Regions from separate parts of the Homo sapiens genome. Here all the other regions are linked to region 1. The links are chromatin contacts, found by Hi-C or POLR2A ChIA-PET in ENCODE. All regions are on one chromosome and are shown on one strand. The core of a region is the stretch at or near the end of the contact, and the rest is flanking DNA. Distances in the headings are between cores, read along the strand shown. Region 1 holds the start of OXCT1 (3-oxoacid CoA-transferase 1). Region 2 holds the start of ANXA2R-OT1 (ANXA2R overlapping transcript 1). Region 3 holds the start of TTC33 (tetratricopeptide repeat domain 33). Region 4 has its middle 16 kb from the start of ZNF131.

Region 1 (6,000 bases), core at 1,909-4,408:
TCCTTCACTCATTTGTACCAACTATACAAAATACTGGGGCTACAAAGTTAAAATATTGAAAATAAAACCCAGACATAGCCCCTGCTATAATGAAACTTACAAACTAGCAAAGATAGTAGTCATTAAATAATTACAAAATTTTAAACACAATCATAGTATTTAATTGGGGAGCTATAAGGAAGAAACAGTTGCTGAGAAAGAATGCCAGGGACAGCACTGAGGAACATTTCAGAAAGAGGCACACATATGACACTTGGTGATCAATTGGAAGTGCAGCAAGGAGAAGAGAAGATGGTTCCAGGATTTCCAGCTTATATACTGGATGGATACTGGTGCTGTTAAGCACAGTGATAGAAGAACAAAACAAGGAATGGGAAAGCCACTTTATGGCTAGTTTGCTTTGGATCAGAAAGAGCTTTAAGCACCAACTGACATCCAAGTGAAGTTCACCAGTTGCACCAGAAGGACTGCAGCTCAGGAGAGTCAGAGGTTGGAAAGAGATTTGGGAAAAGACAGGGTCAAGGATGAATGGTGGGTAAAGTGTTAGTGGTACTCTTATAACCTTTTTCCCACTAATAATTTTCTATAGTGAAAATAGTATTAAATGCTCCCCACTGCCCCTCAGTAATAATGAAGAAAAGAAGATACCTCCCAATAGTCTATTTTCACCTAAGTCCATGCCAGATAACTCTGAAAGGGGCAGTCAGTCCCCAGACCAGCAGCATCAACATCACCTGGAACTTATCAATGCAAAGTTTAGGGCCCCACCCAGGACCTATTAAATTAGAAATTCTGGGGGTGGGTACAGCAATCTGTTTTAGAAAACCTCCAGGTAATGCTGATGCACTCTCAGGTCTGCGAGACACTGGGCCTGCCCATTATAAAAATGTTAAACATTTAAGAAAATAACTATCTCGTTTTAGCTGTTAGTTATGTTTAGTGGAAAAACTCAAGGTTTCTGTTTGCCTGGAGGGTTCTCTCATCCGTACTTTAAACATGTGTAGAATATCTGATCTATGCAGAGTAGTGTGTTTGTTGAGGGAGACTAAGTGTAAGGCATAAATATGGTCTCTGCCATCGGGGAACTGTCATCTGGTTGAGGAGACAATATACACATCTGAAAAGTTAAACAAGTAGATAAGTGGTACAGTTCAACAGAAGCAGCAGGTGAGGATTTAAAGTGCTAAACAATAAGGGCTGTAATCCCAGCACTTTGGGAGGCCGAGGCGGGCGGATCACGAGGTCAGGAGATCGAGACCATCCCAGCTAAAACGGTGAAACCCCGTCTCTACTAAAAATACAAAAAATTAGCCGGGCGTAGTGGCGGGCGCCTGTAGTCCCAGCTACTTGGGAGGCTGAGGCAGGAGAATGGCGTGAACCCGGGAGGCGGAGCTTGCAGTGAGCCGAGATCCCGCCACTGCACTCCAGCCTGGGCGACAGAGCGAGACTCCGTCTCAAAAAAAAAAAAACAATAAGGGCACTAAGAGCCACAAGCTAGGGGAATAGTGGAAGGCAGGAGTTAGACCTATGATAATCAAGCCTGACAGGGCTAAGTTTGAACTCTGTATGAACTTTTAATGAGATATAGCAGAACCCCTTATTTGCATCTCGTCCCTCTAAGATGAGGTTTGCTGAGCTTCGGAAATGGTTTAATGATATACTCAAGATGGAAAAGACTTGAAGTGAGTAAATTACAGTTGGGCAAATCAGTAACTGTCAAAAGAAGGAACGTTCCTGACCTCGGCCCAAGGGTATCGCTGTGCTCTGGTTTGTATTAGCTTCAGCACCGCTGCAATCTCACTGAAGGTCAAGTTCCCTTTTAATAATGCTTTATATATCCAAGTCTATCTGCAGTTATAAAAATGCTTCCTAAGAGGCATTTAAGAGTAAAATGGTCCAGTTCTGAACCATTCCCTAGCACCTACCGAAGGAGCTCAGTGGCTCCTCTGTGTTCTCAGCGGTCAGGGATTGGATGCAGGAAAGAGCAATGGGGCCAGGCAGGCACGCTTCAGGAGTAAGCACCGTGTGCATGGCACGCTGTCAAGCTCAGACCTATTACTGAATACCAAGGAAGAGGCTCCCGCGATTGAGACGGCGGGGATAAAGCCACCCTCCTGGACCTGGCGCTCTGGTCCTGTAATTCGCTCCTAGGGCTCCAGACAGGGGTGGGCTTACAAGCGAGGACAGTGCATAAGGCAAAACCACAAGTCAGTCCACGGTGGGAATGCCTCCGGATACCACTCGGTGGAGAGTCGGCAGTGGGGCACAAAAAGGATTTCAAAGGGCTCTGAAAACCGAAAGCCCCTAACCCGGATACGAGGGGCCTCGAGAGAAAGGTTTGTCCTCCCCTGCAGCCCAGGCGCGGGCCAGGGACACACCTCGGATGGTTTCCCAGCTTGGCCGGCAAGACGCCCTGGCGAGCGCTCCAGTCTACGGGGCAGCAGAGCCAAATAGGGAGGAGAGGATGGGAGCGGCATTCCACACCCGCCGCACCCGGCATCCAGCCCCGGTGAACTCGAGCAGAGCCATGGCTAACCCAGCCTCAGGTTCTGGGCCTCTAGAGGTTCCTCTGCCCAGAGATCCAACATCGGGGGCGCAAACCTACCCGCTGTTGCCTCACTCCTAAACCTCCATATACTGGCGCCCTCCTCCCCCCGTTCAGACCCTCAGAGTCCCTATCCAAGGGCGGGTGCCAGGAGGGAAGCCGACGAGCGCCAAAGGGCTCGGGAGCGCTGCCAGGAGTCCTCCCGCCCCTTCTCAGCCTCTCCGCGCGCTTCTTTATCGCGTCTCGCTCCATCAGGGAAGCGACTGCAGAACCAAGCAAAGGCGGTCATCCGAGGGGCCGGCGAGGCCAGGAACGCGTCGCCGCGTGTCCGTGACCAGGGCACCGCGCCACGGATGCCAGATCCCAGGCTGGAGAGAGCGGGTAGGGGCAGAGAAGAAAACGCGGGCACCACTCAGGGTTTGGTCCACGTTCTTCCTGCCCATGGCCTTCCTCTTCCCCCGCACTTTACCTTGTACCAGGTTGCCCCAGATCCGCGGGCAGAGGCGCAGAGCCGAAGCCCGGAGGAGAGGAGTTTGAGAGCCGCCATCTTCGGGCGGTGAGGCAGGAGGAGGCTGCGGGTTGGAGCGCGCGTTTGAGCGTCGGTGCGCGACTGCGAAGGAAACCCGGGCGGGCTGGAGGCTCGACAGCGCGTCGATGACGTCCTCCCGGCCTTTCGAGCCGCACGCCACCGGCGCGCTGCTGGCTGCTGCTTTTAAAAGAAGTGAGGCTGGGCGGGGCCCCGGCGGGGAGAAGAGGCTCTGTGCAGCCGGGGCGGATCGCGGGGAAGTTCCTCTCAGCGCCTCAGGTGTCTGGGCGTGTGCAGCTGTGTTGGCGCACACTTGCCGCTACAGCCCTTCTGTCAGCCCTTTAGCTTCGATGGGGCGCTGGTGGCCGCCTCCCCCTAGGTTGTGGATGAGTCTTGGCCTAGGGTTCAGGGCCCTCCGGCCGCGGGAGGATCTCCCGCCAAGCTTGTTGCTTTTCCAAGTTAGTGCCTGGCGTGTGTGTGGGCTGCATAGGGGCACCCCTCGAGGCCCCCTTCTCTTCTCCCGCCTGGACTGCGTTCACGTTTCTAACATTTCTCAGCCCCTTCTCCCCACATCTGGCCTTGGCTTACATAGAGTAAGTTTGCTGTGAGCACTTGCCTCGAACTGTCGGTCAAGAGGTGTGAGCAACAAGGCTTGCAGAGGAACAAGATTAAGACTGGACCTCTGTGACCTGAGTTTAGCACACCTTTTCTTCCCCATCATCCAAGTTTGCGAATTTCGGGCTCTTTCTCGCACTGGAGTCCCAGCAACCCCAGAGATTACTAAAGATGCAACCATAAAAGCAGTATATTGCTTTAACCTTAGGCAAGTTAGATAACTTCCCTAAGCCTCAGTGTCCTCATCTGCAAATTAGGATTGCTTGTGATACAACGTCATAACGTTTCTATGAGTTAATTCATGCAAAGTTTATGGCCTTATTATGAGGAGTCAATAAATGTTAGGCATTATTATAAGTTTATTCCATTGTAGCAGTTCATTGACATGGCACGTACATATTCGCCAAGCCTTGTCTTTTGACCAACTCCTTGAGGACATGAGCCACGACTGATTTCTCCAGAACTGTCTTTGCACTTAGCAGAGTGGAAAGACCAAGTGGAAGCTCAATAGCATTTTATTTGATTAAGGCCTGACCAAGTTCTGAGAATGTGATGTTAGTTTTGAACCAAAGCAAAGCACACAAAAATTAAATGAGATCTTAGCTTCCTTAGCAAATACAGTAAGGTAATGAACAGTGAAGATGCAGTTCAAAGTTTGTCCATAAAATCATTTGCCCTTTCATGGTATTCTTTTAACTCTGAACTTTTTTTTTTCCTGTAAATATTATAATTTTAGTCAAAATCAGTTAAGGAGTAAGATACCAAGTTAGACTATTCAATTACACTGGAGAAATTAACTTATTGCTAGTTGGTATTTCAACACATTTTAAGAAGTTGGATTGGGGGGAAATTCAAGTACTGTAACTAAAGTCCCATAACTAGTGATAATTTAGCATATAGCAGCTGTTGTACCTTTAACTTACACAATGTGAAAAAAACTAGCATTCCAATTGAGTCTGCTTTTCCACTTTTGCCCATTGCGATTGGGTCTGCTTTTCCACTTTTGCCCTTCCACAGGGCACATGAAATGGAAAAACTGCATTGGCAACTTTGCCGGTGGTCATATGACTGACTCTTGGCTGGTCTCACTTTGTTGCTCTTGGCTGAGGAAGACACATTTTAAATGTTGCATGCTATGTGACTAAGTCTCCTGAGAAAATCACCCTAATTACTGTATGGTCAAAACACACTGTACTGTATTTTTGATGACTGTGACTTCATTTTATACTTTTTAAATAATGTGCAAGTCTCTTCAACTTGAATAAATTAGATTACAAATTACAAAAAAAGTTCTTATGTGCTGATTTCACTTCTAGTTACACAAAGGCACTTCAATTTTAATTGGTGTGCAAAATTTTACTTCTTTTAAATATCTGAACTTTTCCGAACTAGTAAGGATATTTCCCACTTGCTTTGAAAGGCAGTTTCTGGCAAATATGTTATATTCTGGAAACCTTTCTTTGTGGAATCTTACAGTTTAACTTCCACACTTTTAAAAACTGGGAGAATTGGATTCAAAGCCTTTAAACAAAAGGTCTGATTCCAGTCATGCAATGAGGAAAGATTTTTTTGTTTGTTTTTTTGTATTTTTTTTTGTTTTTTTGTATTATGTTATGATACGTATGTGTATGTGTGGGTGTGGGTGTACATACACCAAGTCATGTGCTACATAACATTTTGGTCAATAATGGACAGCATATATGATGGTGGTCCCATAAGATTATAATAACATATTTTACTGTAGCTTTTTTATGTTTAGAAATGTTTAGCCATGTGCAGTGGCCCACGCCTGCAATCCCAGCACTTTGGGTGGCCAAGGCAAGTGGATCGCTTGAGCCCAGGAGTTCGAGACCAGCCTAGGCAACATGGTGAAACCCCGTCTCTACAAAAACAGACAAACAAAAAAATTAGCTGGTGTGGTGGAGCACACCTGTAGCCAGCTACTGGGGTGGGGTGGGCAGTGGGGACTGAGTAAGGAGGATTGCTTGAGCCTGGGAGGCAGAGGTTGCAGTGAGCCGAGATTGCTCCTCTGCATGCCAGAGCAAGACTCTGTCTCAAAATAAAAGAAAGAACAGAAAAATTTAAATACACAAATAACTACCATTATGTTACAATTGCCTACTAAATATTGTACAGTAACATGCTGTACAAGTTTGTAGCCTAGGAGCATAAGCCATACCATATAGCCTAGGTGTGTAGTAGGTTAGACCATCCAGGTTTATGTCAGTATATTCTGTATTAGCACAATGACAAAATAGCCTAGCATCTCATTTCTCAGAACCTGTCTTTGTCATTAAGCAAGGCATGACTGTGT
Region 2 (5,600 bases), core at 949-3,448, 1.2 Mb after region 1:
AAAAATACCGTAACATTTAAATTAAAAAATAATTAAAAATTTAAAAGCAAATAGAAATTAAAACAAAATACACTGATAACCTCGCTGCCAGAACAAGATACACCAAAAAAAAATTTTTTTTTTTGAGTATACAAAACATACAAAGCATCCTACAAACAGAAAGAAATTGCAAACAGGGTCGAATGGTGAGATCCTACCATTATATTTGTCAGCACTAAACCCGTGCCTCTTGCGCCTATCCGAAGTTTCCTCGGATTAAGAAGAAACAGCCATGGTTAAACCGGTATTTGCGACACCAACAATTATCTGTAGCCGACGTACCCCAACTTCTACATGAGTGAAAAATCGCCAGCATAGCCAGGGCGAGACTATTGCGAATTCTAACTTGGTATGATTTAAAAATTCCAGACACTGCTAAATTTTTTTAAATTGCATTCTTCAGTACCTAGATTAATACAGGAGTTATAAACCGCACGCATGGCTATAATGGGGGCTCCTATTACGGAACAGGAATTTGCTACTACTAAAATTATGTAGGCATGGTTAAAGCCAGAATTGTTACAACCAGAAATCGCAAACTGGAATAACTCTCAACTTGCTACGGTAAGAAATAACTAAACTCTGACTTGGTCAGACTAAGAAATCAGGAGTTTGAGACCAGCCCAGGCAACATGGCGAAATCCTGTCTCTAGGAAGGATACAAAAAATTACCCGGGCGTGGTGGCGCGTGCCTGTGGTCCCAGCTACCCCGGAGGCTGGGGTGGGAGGATCGCTTCAGCCCGGGAGGCGGAGGTTGCAGTGAGCCGAGATCGCGGCACTGCACTCCAGCCTGGGCGACAGAGCCGGACCCCGTATCAAGAAAGAAAGAGAAAAGAAAAAGAACCAAAGAAAAAGAAAAGTCACCATCGCACGGTTAAGTCTGCCTTGCTACAGCTAAACAGTGACTTCCTAGGACCAAGAAATCGCAGCCAGGGCTAGACCGATGCCCTAAATCGGGACTTGCTTAGGCTGAGAAATCACATTTTGGCTAGTTATTTGGACAAGAGGTAGAAATAGCGGGCACCGCGAAATCGAAACTTGCTAGGACCAAGAAGCCAACGACGGGCGAAACCGCAGGGGCCTGCGATAGAGACGCCAGCGGCGCCGCCGGGGGACTGGGTTCAGGAGGCCGAGCAGGAACCCGTGCGTCGGCGCTCGCGGCGCTGTGAAGAGACGGCGTCCGCGCAGCTCCTCTGCCTCTGGCTCGGAGGAGCGGCGGGCTCCCCCGCCCAGCGCCGGCGTCGCCCGGGAACCCCAGACTCTGCGCAACTGGCTGCGATTCCAAATCCCTCAGATCGGCTACCAGAGCGCTGCCGCCACCGAGAAAATGGAGGCACCGAGGAACAAGATGTGCCGCGACCAAGAGAACTCGGCTTGGCGAAATGGCGGTGCTGGGACCCTAAGAGTGACGCCAGCCGGAGGAGTTCCCAAGGACAACATCCATTTTGGCGGAACCAACGGTGTTGTCACGCAGAAAATGTCGACCCTCGGAAAAGAGAGGTTCTGCGACCGAGAAATTCGGTGCAACAAGTGCTGTGACAGAAAACCCCCCGCTCGGCGCTGCTGGCGAAAGAGCCAACAAAACGCTGGGTGCTGCCACCGTGACACCGACTTTAGGACCCCGGCCTCGGATGGAGAAAGGAGGGTACGGAGCCACCACATAACTTCCTAATGTCTTCAAATAGCGAAAGTGCTAGCCGGAAACTGCCGGCTGGGTTTACCTATTGGTGCTCGTGTGGGACTAGCAGATTCGAGAAACCAGCGGGACTGGAACCTAGTACACTTCGGCAGTTGAGAAATGACTTACCAGGACAAATACTGCTTCTGGCTCGATGGTGCTGCCCATGAACATCCGCCGGCTCTGAGAAACGAGCTGCACTGTCAGTGAGAAACCGTGGGCACTGAGAAACGAGCGGACTGCAACTGATAACTGCCCACCCAGTGCCACTACGACAAAGTGCTGCTGGCACTACTCCCACCCTCCGTCCTCAAATCAGTCCCCTCCCGCCTAAGAAGACCTTTATTTTTCCTAGCGAAGTCATACTGAGGGCCCCATCAACCGATCCCTTGCGATGCGCATGGGAAAAGGAGGCAGTATAGGGACCGAGAATCGGGCGGATTGGGCTGGCCCTGGTAACAAAAGCCATCCGGGTCGCCAACCGTCTTCCACTGCAAGAAACAAACCTTCCAGTGGCTGGGCTCCGCCCTTCTCCTTGGTCAGAGCCCTCCAGGCTCCTAAGGGCGAAGCCGACACCTCATCCCTTTGGAACTTGAAGTTCTCAGTCCAAGACCTCCGTGGAGAGTGAAAGACTCAATGCCTCCTGACCGAGGCTTCAGGCCTGCCCCGGCAGCTAGGTACCTCTCCAGGGGATGGAACTCTGTGGGAACTGCTATTTAATTCTGATGGTTAACTCTGTCAGATGGCCTTGATATATGGGAATAATCGTTGCAGGAGGGTAGGGGAAATAAGAATCGCAAGACTCTAGCACAGGACGTGTGGATTGATGGTGAGGCCTTTGCTCCCTCTCCCCTTGAAATCCTCAAAGGGCAGTTCCCGATTTCTATCACCTTTGAAATTCATCCCTGATGTCTTCTCCATCTTTGGGAAGTGCAATGCAATTTCAAGCTCTTGAATCTTCCCTCTCCCACATTTGTCAAATATACTGACGCTACAAACTCCTTTCTTACAGGAAACCTGAAACTGCCATTGAGCAGAAGGAAAACATCCCTTTCCAGAACCTTTCTCGTTTTTCTAAAAATCTGCACTTTTGGAAGTGATCCCCCAAAGAGACCTCCAGACTCTACCATGAGTGTCTCCAGCTGAACTCATCGTGTCTAATCCTCACCCTAGCTTATCCTGTTCAAATCATTTCCATCTTTTTCTGGATGAACCTGGGCGGATGTCAGACCAGAGAAGAGCACAGAATGTACCAGAGAGGTAAGAAGACCCATTTTGGGCTCTCACTTCTCACCCACTCCCAAGATGGTCACCTCCAGTCTTCCCCCCTATACCTTACCCTTTCTTCAGCTAGCCAAAACCTGCCCTGGTACTTGAGGCTTCTTCAGTTGCCTTCTTTTGCAGGCAGTAGAATAAAGGAAAGAGGGCAGTGTCAATAGAAGAAAAGTTACAGCCACTTTATCTAATTGAAGATACTGTGCAGAGCCTTTGAAAAAACAAAATATCTCACCCACCATTCCTCTCTCCGTTTCCACCCTAGCTTCCTATTTTAGCAAAAATGGTGGGATCAGCACCTCTGGAGGGAAGGGGTCACTCTTCCAGGTTAGGAATGTGGACAGGAGTTATGGAGCTTACTTCCCTAAAGGAGGAGGCATTCTAGTTCCGGCATTCAGATTCTGTCTGATTCCAATATGGTGTTTGTGTGGGGTGGTCAGAGAAAGGGCAAGTCGGCAACTGTATATTCCTCAGCAAGAGACTATAAGACATTTGCATTTGGAAAATCAGGAGAGATGCTGATATGGTTTGGCTCCGTGTCCCCACCCAAATCTCACCTTGAATTGTAATAATCCCCATGTGTCAAGGGTGAGACCAGGTGGAGATAATTGAATCATGGGGTTGGTTTTCCCCATGCTGTTCTCGTGTTAGTGAGTGGGTCTCACGAGATCTGATAGTTTTATAATTGCCTGGCATTTTCCCCTGCTGGCACACATTCTCCTGCGGCCCTCTGAAGAGGTGCCTTCCATCACGATTGTAAGTTTCCTGAGGCCTCCCCAGCCATGCAGAGCTTTGAGTCAATTAAAACTTCTTTCTTTATAAATTACCCAGTCTTGGATATTTCTTCATAGCAGTGTGGGAACAGACTAATACAGATGTGGTAGAGTTGGGTGCTGGGTGGCAATGCTAAGTGTATGCAGGTTCTAGGCACCAGATCAAATCTGGAATGCAAACTGTGGGACACAAACCACAAATGATGCCCAGCCTTTAATACTTTCTTTCATTGTTTGTCATATAGAAGAAGAAACAAAGAATAAAGAAAAGCATTTTTTTTGAGACGGAGTCTCGCTCTGTTCCCCAGGCTGGAGTGTAGTGGTACGATCTCGGCTCACTGCAACATCCACCTCCCAGGTTCAAGTTATTCTCCTGCCTCAGCTCCCAAGCAGCCAGGATTACAGGTGCATACCATCACACCTGGCTAATTTTTGTATTTTTAGTAAAGACAGGGTTTCACCCTGTTGGCCAGGCTGGTCTCAAAGTCCTGACCTCAAGTGATCCACCTGCTTCGGCCTCTCAAAGTGCTGGAATTACAGGCATGAGTCACAGTGCCCAGCCGCAAAGTATATTTTTGTAAAATTTCATCAAGATAAATCTGGCTAAACCAATAAACTAATAATAACAAAACTTGGGTTATTGTTGACTAAAGGAAGGTGGCACAAAATGGAAACATTTTTAAACATTCAAAAAAAAAAAAAGACTGGTCAGGCGCAGTGGCTTACACCTGTAATCCCAGCACTTTGGGAGGCCAAGGTGGGCGGATCATGAGGTCAGGAGATTGAGACCATCCTGGCTAACACGGTGAAACCCCATCTCTACTAAAAATACAAATCCTGGCTAACACGGTGAAACCCCGTCTCTACTAAAAATACAAAAAATTAGCCAGGCGTGGTGGCGGGTGCCTATAGTCCCAGCTACTCGGGAGTCTGAGGCAGGAGAATGGCGTGAACCCAGGAGGCAGAGCTTGTTTGCAGTGAGCCAAGATCGCGCCATTGCACTCCAGCCTGAGCGATAGAGCAAGACCCTGTCTCAAAAAAAAAAAAAAAAAACAAGGATAGTCTTTACACAGAAGTGGTATGCACAGGTGAATTGTCTGGGAAGTCAGGATGTTGCACAGAAGCTATGCAAGTCATAGATTAGAAAAGCAAGAATCCACATTCATGCTTTCCAGCATAGATGAGGAGATACTTTTTCTCCACCTTCTTAGATTCAGTGGCTGGGCAGAGAGTGCTGTGAATTCATCTGACAACAGGCAGATTAACACGAGAAAAGGAATATAAGTTTTTTATTTTTTATTTTTTTATTTTTTTGTTTTGAGACAGAGTGTCACTCTGTCTCCCAGGCTGGAGTGCAGTGGCTCACTGCAAGCTCCCACCTCCCGGGTTCACACCATTCTCCTGCCTCAGCCTCCCAAGTAGCTCAGACTACAGGCGCCCGCCACCATGTCCAGCTAATTTTTTTTATTTTTTAGCAGAGACAGGGTTTCACCTCCCAAAGTGCTGGGATTACAGGCATTAGCCACCGCGCCCAGCCAAGTTTTTTAATGTTTAATCTAATGTGCATGGAGGCATCATAGAAAGAACTGAATATCCAAAAGTGTGGTGAAATTTGAGACTTTAGATACCATCTTAATGATAGTGGCAGGAGGCAGACAAATCCTAGGGAGACAAGGGTGGGTCCCTGGTGAAACCCCACCTTCAAACCAAAGACAGTTTAAAGCATGAAAGCCAAGCTACAAGTCTCCAGTAAATCCATGGACCGGATTAAGAATCTCTCTTCCCCTTTAGCACACTTCCCTCTGATTGATCCACACACTTCACTTAGTGCACTT
Region 3 (5,114 bases), core at 1,470-3,969, 1.1 Mb before region 1:
TAATCCCAGCTACTTGGGAGGCTAAGGCAGGAGAATCGCTTGAACTTAGGAGGTAGAAGTTGCAGTGAGCCGAGATTGCACCATTGCACTCCAGCCTGAGCGACACGAGCAAAACTCCATCTCAAAAAAAAAAAGAAAGAAAGAAAGAAAGAAAGAAATATACAGGCTGATAATATAAGTGAACCACAAACTTTCCACAGGAACTGAGATTTTTTTTAAAACCTGGAGGACTAATGGATTATAAACTGTGCTGGGGAATAAGGACAATGCAAACTCTCTCCCCAGGCCGATCATATTATAGGAGAATGAGTTTCCCATGTTTGAAGATGACTATGAGTATTGTAGGGGAAGATGGCTGAAAACAGAAGTGTGGATACTATGGAACAGAAGTTAAAAGGCACACAGTGAGGACAACCTGAGAAAATACAGATCATTAGGAAAGACTCACAAGATATCAGTGTAAGACAAGATAAAAAGAAGTCTTGTATTTATGATTATCCCTAATGGTAACAAGAATGATGACCACGTTTTCCGGTTTCAAGATTCCAAATGAAACTTTCTTTATTCATAAGGTGAGGCACCAGGCACTGTGGGAACCCTACTCATACTAAAGGACACCTAGTGTGTTTACTGGAGGTAAACTACAATAAAAATCATTGATCAAAAGAAAAAAAAGTAAAAAAAAAAACCGTTGATCAGATCTGTAGATTACATGAGGGGCTGTGATAGGGTGGGAAGGAAAGGAAAAAGTGAGAAACAGACCCACACATCTTTTAAAATTAATAGGTCATTCAGATTCCAATTACCCTCCCCATCTTCCAACCCAAACCACTGTTATAAATGCTGGGGACAAGTATAAGTTATGGCCCAAGGTGGTGGCTCTCAACCATATGTGAAAAAACCACGCCACTATTGCCTCAGGTGTTTGAGCCATTCTCCTCCACAGATCCCTTGAGACCTAGAGATCAGGGGCTGCAGAGGTCAGGACAGACTGAGGTTATGAGGGTGTGGGAGGCCTGATGCCACTAGCAATCGACAAGTTTAACCTGAAAGAGGGAGACAAAAATACAGTCCTCTCAGACAAAAAAAGGAGTTAATATTGAGTGAAACATACAGGCAAGTTCAGGGATGGAGGGAAAGGAAAATGAGGAATTTCATGCCCCAAGCTTCACATTTCTCCAGCAAACAGCGGCTAGTCATCTGCTCAAAGTAAAAGGAAAATAACAGATCTGAGTTCTTGAGAAAAAGGGAAAAGACTAAAATAGTCACTGTGGAGATAAGGAAAAGCAACAAAGGAAAAATAGAGATACCAAACAGTAGTATCAAGGGCCCACTACTGTGTAAAAGCATGAATCTGTTATCAAGGCCATTAGCAAAGTTTTATATTTTCTTCAAAAGTGTCTGGAAACCACAGAGTACAGTCAATTTCATACACGATATGTGCTACAAGAGAGTAAACAAAGGATGCCATGACATCAGAGAAGAGACACTTGAGGCTTTCTGGAGGACTTAAGCTTTGAAGAAAACTTAGCCAGGCTTAAAAAGGTATGTGAATCCTAGAGCATGCAAAGCACTTTCTGCATTAGAAAATTTAACATTCCCAGTTGTTTCAGATATCTTAAGCCGAACGAGTTTATTGTTCCTCTATGACTATCTGAACATGAAATTAAAACTTCTTATGAAGGAGGCTTTCCTGAGTCTAGTTAGAAGCACGAGGCTTCAACATCCTAGACTTAACATTTTTTTACCAGAGTAAGAAACCATGAGAGTAAACCACAATCCACACCGGTTTCATGTTAAACTCATGAAACCAGACAAATTCAACCTTTTATATAGGATTATATTTCAGGAATGGCATAACGATTCTAAACAACGACGCTGTATTCTAAATTCCTGTACTGTTACAAAGATCCCTATAGTAGGCGCTCAACAACTGGCGACGGCTTCACATTTACCCAGCCGCCAGAGAGGGCTTGTCTTGAGTGTGTCTGAGGATGCAGCACCCAAAGGGAAAAACCACTACATGAACAAGATCAGGAAATCACAACAGCATCCTTCTGGGTAAAAGGAGGTATTCAGAGGTGAGGAATCCAAGAAACGATTTACCCAAAAACGCCACCGCAAGAGAAAAACCAGTATTAGTGACTTTCCCTTCATCGGTCAACAATAATAAAAACGCTCAGAAAGGCTGCCCCGGACGTCACCTGCGCGTTCACGGACCGCCCCGGGCCGCAGACACCTCTCCAGCGGGGAGCGGCCGGCTCGTCCCGCCCGTCCCACCGCTCAGGGAAGGTTGCGGCCGCGCAGCTCCGCGAAGGTGCCACGGCGGGCCCGACCCTCAGACTCGCTTGTCCCTGGAGACCAACCCTAGCGACCAGGCTCTGCCGGATCCCGTCGGGTTTCAACTCCTATTCCGAAGGTCCTTTCTCCCCTAATCACAACACCCACTCGCCTCTTTTTCCTCCTCTTCCTCAGCTTCCACCGCCGACCGGGCAGCCCCAGTTACCCGATAACGGCTCCCAAGGCCCCGTGTTTACATTCTTTCCCACTGGAAGCAGAAATTATCACGCCCAAATTCCTACCTGCCTTCCCTGGATTCCTGGTTTCCTAAGAAACGGGTTTGGCCCACCCCTGGGCGTTCGAACAGTCCACAGAAGCGGGCAAAGGAAAGACGACTCAGTCTTTCCCCTCCGCCAATCTCTTCTCCGGGACCACAAATCCCAGAAGTCACCGCGGCCGCCCCCACTGCATGACCTTCTGGGATTTGTAGTAGTCAGGGCCACGCGGCTGGGCGCGCCCTCTAGCAGCAGCCCTGAGTGACCGCAGCGCACGAGCGCGGGAAAATGAGGCTGCGCGGGCTGAAGAGCGCACCGAGAGGAGCCGCCCCCGCGGTACCGCGCAGCCTCGCGTCCCGTCAGTGGGGAACAAGGTGAGGGGAAAACTTATTTTACGGGATTCAAAGGATTAGGATATGCTCCTTCCCCGAAGGGGTTTATAGCCTAGCTGATGAGGTCGGCCAGACGCAGAGAACAGAGAGGCAAAATTCGGTTATAAAGGGCTCGAGGCGGCCGGGCGGGGAGGCTAGTCAGGGAGGCTCGAGGCTGAACTGCAGGCTTCACGTTAAAGTTACAAGTGAGTTGGACCCAGAAGGCAGAATTACAGCCAGAACGTAGCTGTGCATCATGTCTTGAAAATAAACGAGCACATGTAATAAAGGTAATCAAGATTGTTAATTTCTCCAACTCTCCTGCCCAAAAGACTCATTTTTGGAAGTCATACTTTCTCAGCCTCAGCACCATTAACATTTCAAACTGGATAATGCTTTGTTGGGGGACGGGGTGTTCTGTGCATTGTAGGGTGCTTAGCAGCATCTCTGGTCTCTGTCCACGGGATGTCACCACCAGTCGATTGTGACAGCCAATGGTTTCCCCAGTGAAATTTCCCCTGGAAGAAAAACTATCCCTCCCACCCTGCCCCGTTGAGAACCACTGATGTCGACCAACGATTGTCCTGAGGGTCAATGACACCCTTTCAAAGCCAAAATTATTTTCATACTAATATGAAGACGTGATTTGCCCTTTGCACAATGCTGACATTTGCACTGATGGTGGAAAAGCAATGGTAGGTCAAGGTGCTGGCCCCTCCACAGGAATTACAGTAATGACACCAAACCGTACTGGAGCTCTTCACCACCACACGCTCACAGTAAGAAAAATGGGCCGGGCGCGGTGGTTCACGCCTGTAATCTTAGCACTTTGGGAGGTCAGGAGTTCGAGACCAGCCTGGCCAACATGGCGAAACCCCATCTCTACCAAAAATACAAAAATTAGCCAGGCCTGGCGGCACGCACCTGAATCCCAACTACTCGGGAGGCTGGGGTGGGAGGATCCCTTGAGCCTGGGAGGTCGAGGCTGCAGTGAGCCGAGGTCATGCCACTGCATTCCAGCCTGGATGACAGAGCAAGGCACGGTCTCAAAAAAAAAAAAAAAAATGGAAAAATGAACGCTGTCACCAGAGAATATCCCTGATGAAGTTGTAAAAGTTACTTTATTATAACCACTCCGACACTTAATATTCTTTGTAAAAACTTGGAAGTCCTCACAAAGTACTTCTGCTGCATATTGAAGTATGACGTATCAAAGAAGAGCTACTGTGAGATGGCATTATAAACTGAAGTAAATACTTTTTTTTCCTGGAACACAAATTTTACTAAGATGAGTGACAAACCGGTTATTCGGACTTGGGTATTTGACAAACCTTTCTTGAAAATGAACAAAGGGAATCTGTAACTTCAAGAAAAACAAGGAAAGGGAAAGGGGAAGGGGAAAGGAAAGGAAAAAAGAGAAATAGGGAGGGAGGGAGGAAAGAAAAAAAAATTGAGTTTGTTGCCAATGATAAAATTCAAGATTTTAGGCAAAAAAAAAATATGATTTTGGAAAAATGGTATTCACCATAATGATCTTGGCAGCTTCCCAGTATCTCCAGAATTTTCTGATATAAGTGATTATCAGTTGTGACTTTTATTTACATTGTTTGCTTAAATACATCAATATTTGTGCAGGCTGCATAAGTGAACCAGTAGTATTTGAAAACGATCAATGCATGACTGCGGTAGCCAGCCTCCAAGATGGCATTCACTCCTGGCATTCACATCCTTATGCACTGCCTTCCTATATTGTACCACGGTTGGTCTGTGTTACCTACAGAAGAGGGCAGAAGTGACCGTTTATCACTTCCGATATTAATTATGAAAGACACTAAGATGGTGGCAATGTTTCTTAATCTGCCTAGAGGTTTACATGGTCATGTTTCCTGTGTACCTGAAATACTGAAAACTCATTAAGCCAAATACTCATTTGTGCACTTTTCTGTATATATGTCTATGAAAGTCTTAAATAAGAAAACATGTACCTCCCTAACAAGACATGCAGAGGGAAGATTTATCTTATGGTCACATTCATAGTGTCATTAGTTCATAGTAGCCAATAAGAAGGAATAGAGGTTGCAGAGTGAGTAAATGGTACTTGAAGCTGTGCCCCCTACCTAGGGGTCTTTGCTAAATCTCTCAAGTAACCTAACCCTGATCTCCTCTACTGTGTTTAAGGGTAGCTCCC
Region 4 (5,740 bases), core at 2,514-5,013, 1.2 Mb after region 1:
CCCATTTTATTTCCAAGGGCTTAATCATTTTGGAATTTGCAGTTGCACTCTAACTTATTTTTTCCCAATCCTTTATTGAAAAGCACATTTGAGCCAGGCGCAGTGGCTCACACCTGTAATCCCAGCTCTTTGGGAGGCCGAGGCGGGCGGATCACAAGGTCAGGAGTTCCAGACTAGCCTGGCCAACATGGTGAAACCCCGTCTCTACTAAAAATACAAAAATTAGCTGGGCATGGTGGCAGGCGCCTGTAATCCCAGCTACTCGGGAGGCTGAGGCAGGAGAATCGTTTGAACCCAGGAGGTGGAGGTTGCAGTGAGCTGAGATACCGCCATTGCACTCTAGCCTGGGCGACAGGGCGAGACTCCACCTCAAAAAAAAAAAAAAAAAGGAGAAAGAAAGAAAGAAAAAAATGGCCGGGCGCAGTGGCTCACACCTGTAATCCCAGTAGATTACAGTAGTAATCAGTAGTAGAAGAAGTGTGACAATTCTAAATAGATCTAGAAGCAAAGTTCTTTAGTACATTAGTACATGTCATTCATGAAGAGAGTTTTTCTAATTGAAAAATCTTTAAGTCATTCAGAAGAATAAAACTGAAAATGTTTCCAATAACTGAGCCCTAGAAGCTCTTAGGTCTGAAGGGTTCAGTCCCAGTGAAGTCCACAAGGGCAATATGAGGGCCCTCACTGGGGTGTCTCTGCATGGGGAAGCAGGTAGTACTGTGAGCCAGGAGCAAGTCTGGGGTTCCTTTCCTTTCCTGCTTCCACCATGTATTTAGCCTTTTTTCACAGCTTCAGCGGTGGCCTGTGCTCTCCAAGGCACTCTGGACATGTGTCTGTCCACCTCCCCAAGTGCTGGCTTTTAGCTAATGTAAGCTCCATTGGGATGCAGCATCTGTGTCTTCTTGAAGGAACTGCGGCATCTTGGCAAGTTCAGTCATTGATTCTTAGGCAGGTGGGTCTCAGTGTTTTGGCCTCTCTCAACTCTGGGAATGTCTCCTTGCCCTGTGTATACCAACACAACAGCCAACATGCACGAGAGTTCAAAAAGGGCAGCTGGGGTGATACTTACCTGATTCGGTGTTTTCAAATTTCCGAGTTTCACCCTTAGGGAGCTAGTTTGCAGTTTGGTTCTTTGCAGTTTGGTTCTGAGAGCCATTCCTGAAGTTCAGTTGAAAATCTGCCTTCACCTTTCCATCAAATTTTAAGTTATCTTTAACCCCTAATAAATCTCTATAGGCTTAAACTATTTGAGTGTGCTGTTTCTTTTCCTAAAAACCAGAAAAGGAAATATGAGTGATATCACATTCAATTTTATGTCTACAAACTTATTACATCCTTTTTAAAAATAATGTTCTTAAAGAAATGAATCTAGGCCGGGCACGGTGGCTCATGCCTGTAATCCCAGCACTTTCGGAGGCCGAGGTGGTCGGATCACGAGGTTAGGAGATTGAGACCATCCTGGCTAACACAGTGAAACCCCATCTCTAATAAAAATACAAAAAAACTAGCCGGGCGTGGTGGCAGGTGCCTGTAGTCCCAGCTACTCTGGAGGCTGAGGCAGGAGGATGGTGTGAACCTGGGAGGCAGAGCTTGCAGTGAGCCGAGATCGCGCCACCACACTCCAGCCTGAGCGACAGAGCAAGACTCCGTCTCAGAAAAAAAAAAAAAAAAAGAAAGAAATGAATCTAGATTCCTTAATAAAACATGTAAATATTCAAGATATATTTTGTTTTTAGGATATTTTGAGAATGTTTATTTTTTATCATCACAACTTTTAGACAAGAAAAACACAAAAGAAGAAAAACTCTCAACATTTCATCTTGAAAGTTTATAAATATTTTTTCTTAATACTCTCCCACAAAGAAGTAAAATATTTAAATAGACATTTTGGTCTCTTTTGTACATGTTAATTCCTATCTTTTTTATTATTATTTTTTTCATTTTACTTTGTGTGTGTGTGTTTTGACGGGGGCGGGGGGCGGGGGGCAGTGTCCCCGTGTTACCCAGGCTAGTCTTCAACTCCTGGCCTCAAGCAATCCTCCTACTTCAGCCTCCCAAAGCCCTGGGATGACAGGCATGAGCCACCACGCCCTGCCAAATTCCATTAACACAGTGTTCAGAACAGGAGCAAGGAGCTCCTCCAATCCCTGCTGAGTACCGAACTAGTCCAGAAATGGGGGCATCAGGAGTGTGATGTGCTTAGGAAATGGGAGTGCTTGTGGTTGGGTGGGGTGTGGGAGAGAACCATGAAACTGAAAGTGAAACATGAAGATGAAAGTGCCGCTTCTTAGATGAAAATTGTCCAAGGAAAGTTTTCCCACGTAACCAGATTCCAGACCTACCCCAATCCCAAGTCCCAGATGTACCTAGATTGTATGATTGAATTTGAGACCCATAATTACAGCTCCATTGTCACTGACCATGCTGGAGCCTCCCACACACAATCCCTAGTCTACAGGCCTACCCTGCTTGCAAACAGAAAAATGTCATTCTCTAAACCCATGCTAGGATGACTGCAGAATAGGCCAGAATCAGACGTCTGTCCCCTACCACTTGCTCTTCTCCAGCCCAATTATTTGATCCAAAGCACTAAGAAGCAGGAGAATGGTAGAGATGGCAGGGAGAGCAACAGGAAGGCGTCAGAAAGGCACCCTGGCACACTCGGACTAAATGTTAGGAGGACTCAGTAGAGGCATTTCAGGGCTAAGCACAGTTGCCGGGGCTGTTGTCTGTCTGCTGAATCTTTCGGCAGCCCAACCCATGTCCGCGATTTTGACTTCTGGCAGCTCTCTACCCTTGGCCGGCTTCCCCCTCCCAGAAGCCCTCAAATCCTGACCACAGACAACCCCACCACACACCCCTTGGCCAACAAAGCCAAGATACCCAGGACCAAGGGCCAGTTCCCCCAATGAGCCTTCCCACCACCACCCACCCCGCCAATCTCCTCTTTCCTCAACGACCAACCAGGAACACAAATGTAATCCTAGCACTTTGGGAGGCAGAGGCGGGTGGATCACGAGGTCAGGAGCTCGAGACCAGCCTGACCAACATGGTGAAACCCCGTCTCTAGTAAAAATACAAAAATTAGCCAGGTGTGGTGGCATGTGCCTGTAATCCCAGCTACTCAGGAGGCTGAGGCAGGAGAATCGCTTGAATCCGGGAGGTGAAGGTTGCACTGAGCCGAGATCGAGCCACTGCACTCCAGCCTGGACGACAGAGCAAGACTCCGTCCCCCCCAAAAAAAAGCCTGCATGAGTCCTGATGATGGCCTTGGAAAAGATGATGAGGGCACAGGATCTAGGAGCTATCCGAGCAAGTGAATCTAGGGAGAAAAATAATGTGAAAGAAAGAAAACTGAGAGGACAGGAAGCCTTGGTTGGGAAATATAAACAACAACAAACCAGGAGAATTGAAGAGTGAATCAAACTACAATGGACATATCACCTTTTGTCCACTAGAGACACTACTGCCACATGCCCTCCCTCCCGACGGTAACCTTCATTTTCGGGGGGGCGGAAGAGTGGGGAGAAAGACAGTTTGGCTTCGGGTTCCTGCTGGCAGATCCATTCTGTCCTCGGTCCTCGTCCCCTTGGTTTTGTATCCTTGAAAGCAGGGAATGACACTGAAGAGGACTAGCGGTGCGATCCTGCATTTTAGTTGAAGGACCAAATCTCATCTCTCCCAGTGTTGGGACTGATGACTCCTGCACTACTTGATGATCTCCGGTGCCTTGAGGGGAGGACCATGGACTTGGCTGGTTTCAGCAGCCCAGCGGATTTCAGCGTTTGACAACCTGGAAGTTCTGCTGCCCCCTCACGGTGGGAGAAAAGCGGTGGGTCCTGCACAGGCCGAAGAACCACTAGAGGGCAGCAGCACACGGGCTCCATAAGACTTGCTGCGTGTCGACCCTGGCTCATACAGTGCTAAGAGAATTGATCAATGCTGTCGTTCTAAATTCAGCTATGATGAGGTGGTGCTGCTTTCCACAGACTGGGATGTTTCTAGAACTTTCTAGGACTTTCATGTCTAGCATACACCTGAGATGACTGTAGAAAGTCCCTCAATGAGTCAACCGTTGGTTTTATCCCTAATAAAATGGGTTCATGGGGTCAGGAGTTGAGGTATTTACTGCCTTCCCTCCCCCTCCACACACACATCCTTTATGCTTAGATTTTTCCATACCAGAAATTTGAATCATGTGGGGAAAGCATCCACTGTAAGTTTAGTAACAGTTTGGCAAAGCCTGAAAATTATGTGTAAAATAGTGCTTTAGGAGTTCTAGAAACTGAATAACAGACTCATTTTCTGGTATCTTGACTTTCAGAAGGCAAATGAATCATTCTTAAAACAGTTTAGTTTAAAAACAAATGTCAACAAGCATTTGTTGAGTGTCCGCCATGAAGCAACCACTGTACTAGGCTCGTGGTACAAAGATGACAAGACCAGGGCCAAGACAAGAATTTGGGCTGAGGGAGACAGCAGGCACATTTGACGTGACACTTCTTATATGTGGAAGGCCTCACAGACAGAGCTACAGTGACAGGACTGAAAGATGCTAATTCTTCAACTTTAAATTTTTGTCCCCCTAGGGCACGATGAATTATTAACAATATGTTATTTCTTAGAATTCCGAAAATTAGCTTTTGAAAAGCTGGATTATATTGTATTATATTCTGATTTGTGAAAAAGTAGAAATTTGTTAAATGTAAATATTTAAAATAGGCTACAATTTTTGGAAACTTGGGATTTCTTGATTTTTTTTTCTTTTTGAAATGGAGTCTTGCTCTGTCCCCCAGGCCGGAGTGCAGCGGTGCGATCTCGGCTCACTGCAAGCTCTGCCTCCCGGGTTCACGCGATTCTCCTGCCTCAGCCTCCATAGTAGCTGGGACTACAGGCACCCGCTACCACGCCCGGCTAATTTTTTTGTATTTTTAGTAGAGACAGGGTTTCACTGTGTCAGCCAGGATGGTCTCAATCTTCTTACCTCGTGATCCGACCGCCTCGGCCTCCGAAAGTGCTGGGATTATAGGCCTGAGCCACTGCGCCTGGCCGATTTCTTGATTTTTTAATATACCAGGAACCTCTAAAATGAAAGTGGCCCTGATGACCTCTAGGAGACCACAGAGAAGATATAGTCTCAGTTTCCTCAAAAAAATTCTAATCTAGGGGAGAGAGACACATTAATAGGCCACTTTAGTACCGTGTAAGAGGAAGCTTTCTTAAGCCCTATGCATGAATCCTTTAAGACAAACCAATACCAACAATTTGCCAAAAACATGTCCTAAACTGCACTGCTCAGTGCTGAGAGAAAGCATGCTGAATTTTTAAAAATATTTTTTTTAGTCAGAGCTATGAGAGTGCTGAATTTTATCATTCTATGTATTCTTTATTTTTCAATTAATTCCATGTCCTATTCTGCTATTCTTATTTTTTCAATAAAGATTCTAAATGTGTTGATACAGCTACCTTGTCTGTTTTTATGTAACTAATGTCATCTTATTAAGTGATATTATTAGTAATCTCTATTTCAGGAAAACACAAGTTATTTGATTACAAGTATATTCAAATCAAGGGTCTGCACTAAAACCATCCACATCTTCTCCCTATCACAGGTTATCAGTACAACCCTCAATGTCTCTATCTTCACCACTATAATGTTATTTTTTGGCCAGGACTCTGTTCGCTTGGCCCTCAAAGAAAACAACAGGAGCTTAAAAGATTCAGAAGAACCCAATGAACA

Evidence for each region. A loop is a pair of places that touch in the nucleus more often than their neighbours do. ChIA-PET counts read pairs that join two places held with the same protein, here RNA polymerase II (POLR2A). Pooled maps may share reads with other maps.
Region 2: a loop to region 1 is called in a map of naive thymus-derived CD4-positive, alpha-beta T cell, with 16 times the contacts of the local background. The contact joins the promoter of ANXA2R-OT1 here to the promoter of OXCT1 in region 1. A Hi-C loop is called at or near these places in 1 of 168 maps with a recorded cell type or tissue (naive thymus-derived CD4-positive, alpha-beta T cell) and 10 of 50 pooled maps. POLR2A ChIA-PET finds 5 or more read pairs at or near these places in 2 of 52 experiments (MCF 10A and naive thymus-derived CD4-positive, alpha-beta T cell).
Region 3: a map of naive thymus-derived CD4-positive, alpha-beta T cell shows a loop between it and region 1 (19-fold over the local background). The contact joins the promoter of TTC33 here to the promoter of OXCT1 in region 1. A Hi-C loop is called at or near these places in 1 of 168 maps with a recorded cell type or tissue (naive thymus-derived CD4-positive, alpha-beta T cell) and 11 of 50 pooled maps. POLR2A ChIA-PET finds 5 or more read pairs at or near these places in 1 of 52 experiments (PC-9).
Region 4: a pooled map shows a loop between it and region 1 (2.5-fold over the local background). The contact joins the enhancer-like site here to the promoter of OXCT1 in region 1. A Hi-C loop is called at or near these places in 2 of 50 pooled maps.

What each region holds. Positions count from the first base shown.
Region 1 is chr5:41,867,267-41,873,266 of GRCh38, forward strand. OXCT1 (3-oxoacid CoA-transferase 1) reads right to left here and starts at 3,159. Exons shown (of 17, transcript NM_000436.4): 1 at 3,015-3,159. The coding sequence starts at 3,092. It overlaps OXCT1-AS1 (OXCT1 antisense RNA 1), which reads left to right and starts at 2,764. Exons shown (of 3, transcript NR_046635.1): 1 at 2,764-2,926; 2 at 3,025-3,116; 3 at 3,500-4,975. It overlaps LOC102723752 (a long non-coding RNA gene), which reads left to right. Exons shown (of 3, transcript XR_925956.4): 1 at 1-2,336. RefSeq lists enhancers at 2,796-2,875, 3,706-3,755.
Region 2 is chr5:43,065,241-43,070,840 of GRCh38, forward strand. It overlaps ANXA2R-OT1 (ANXA2R overlapping transcript 1), which reads right to left and starts at 2,199. Exons shown (of 3, transcript NR_104651.1): 1 at 2,058-2,199; 2 at 1,847-1,917. It overlaps LOC100132356 (a long non-coding RNA gene), which reads right to left and starts at 1,731. Exons shown (of 1, transcript NR_034127.1): 1 at 1-1,731. LOC100506639 (a long non-coding RNA gene) reads left to right here and starts at 1,783. Exons shown (of 3, transcript NR_102752.1): 1 at 1,783-2,546; 2 at 2,730-2,977. RefSeq lists an enhancer at 1,411-1,810.
Region 3 is chr5:40,753,242-40,758,355 of GRCh38, forward strand. It overlaps TTC33 (tetratricopeptide repeat domain 33), which reads right to left and starts at 2,720. Exons shown (of 5, transcript NM_012382.3): 1 at 2,583-2,720. RefSeq lists an enhancer at 2,594-2,743.
Region 4 is chr5:43,102,033-43,107,772 of GRCh38, forward strand. No RefSeq gene overlaps it. Among named protein-coding and RNA genes, the nearest start is that of ZNF131, 16 kb to the right of the region's middle. RefSeq lists an enhancer at 3,575-3,684. Within about 2 kb of position 3,764, at least 27 of the 41 ENCODE cell types and tissues checked have a DNase peak (open chromatin) inside an H3K27ac peak, as active enhancers do.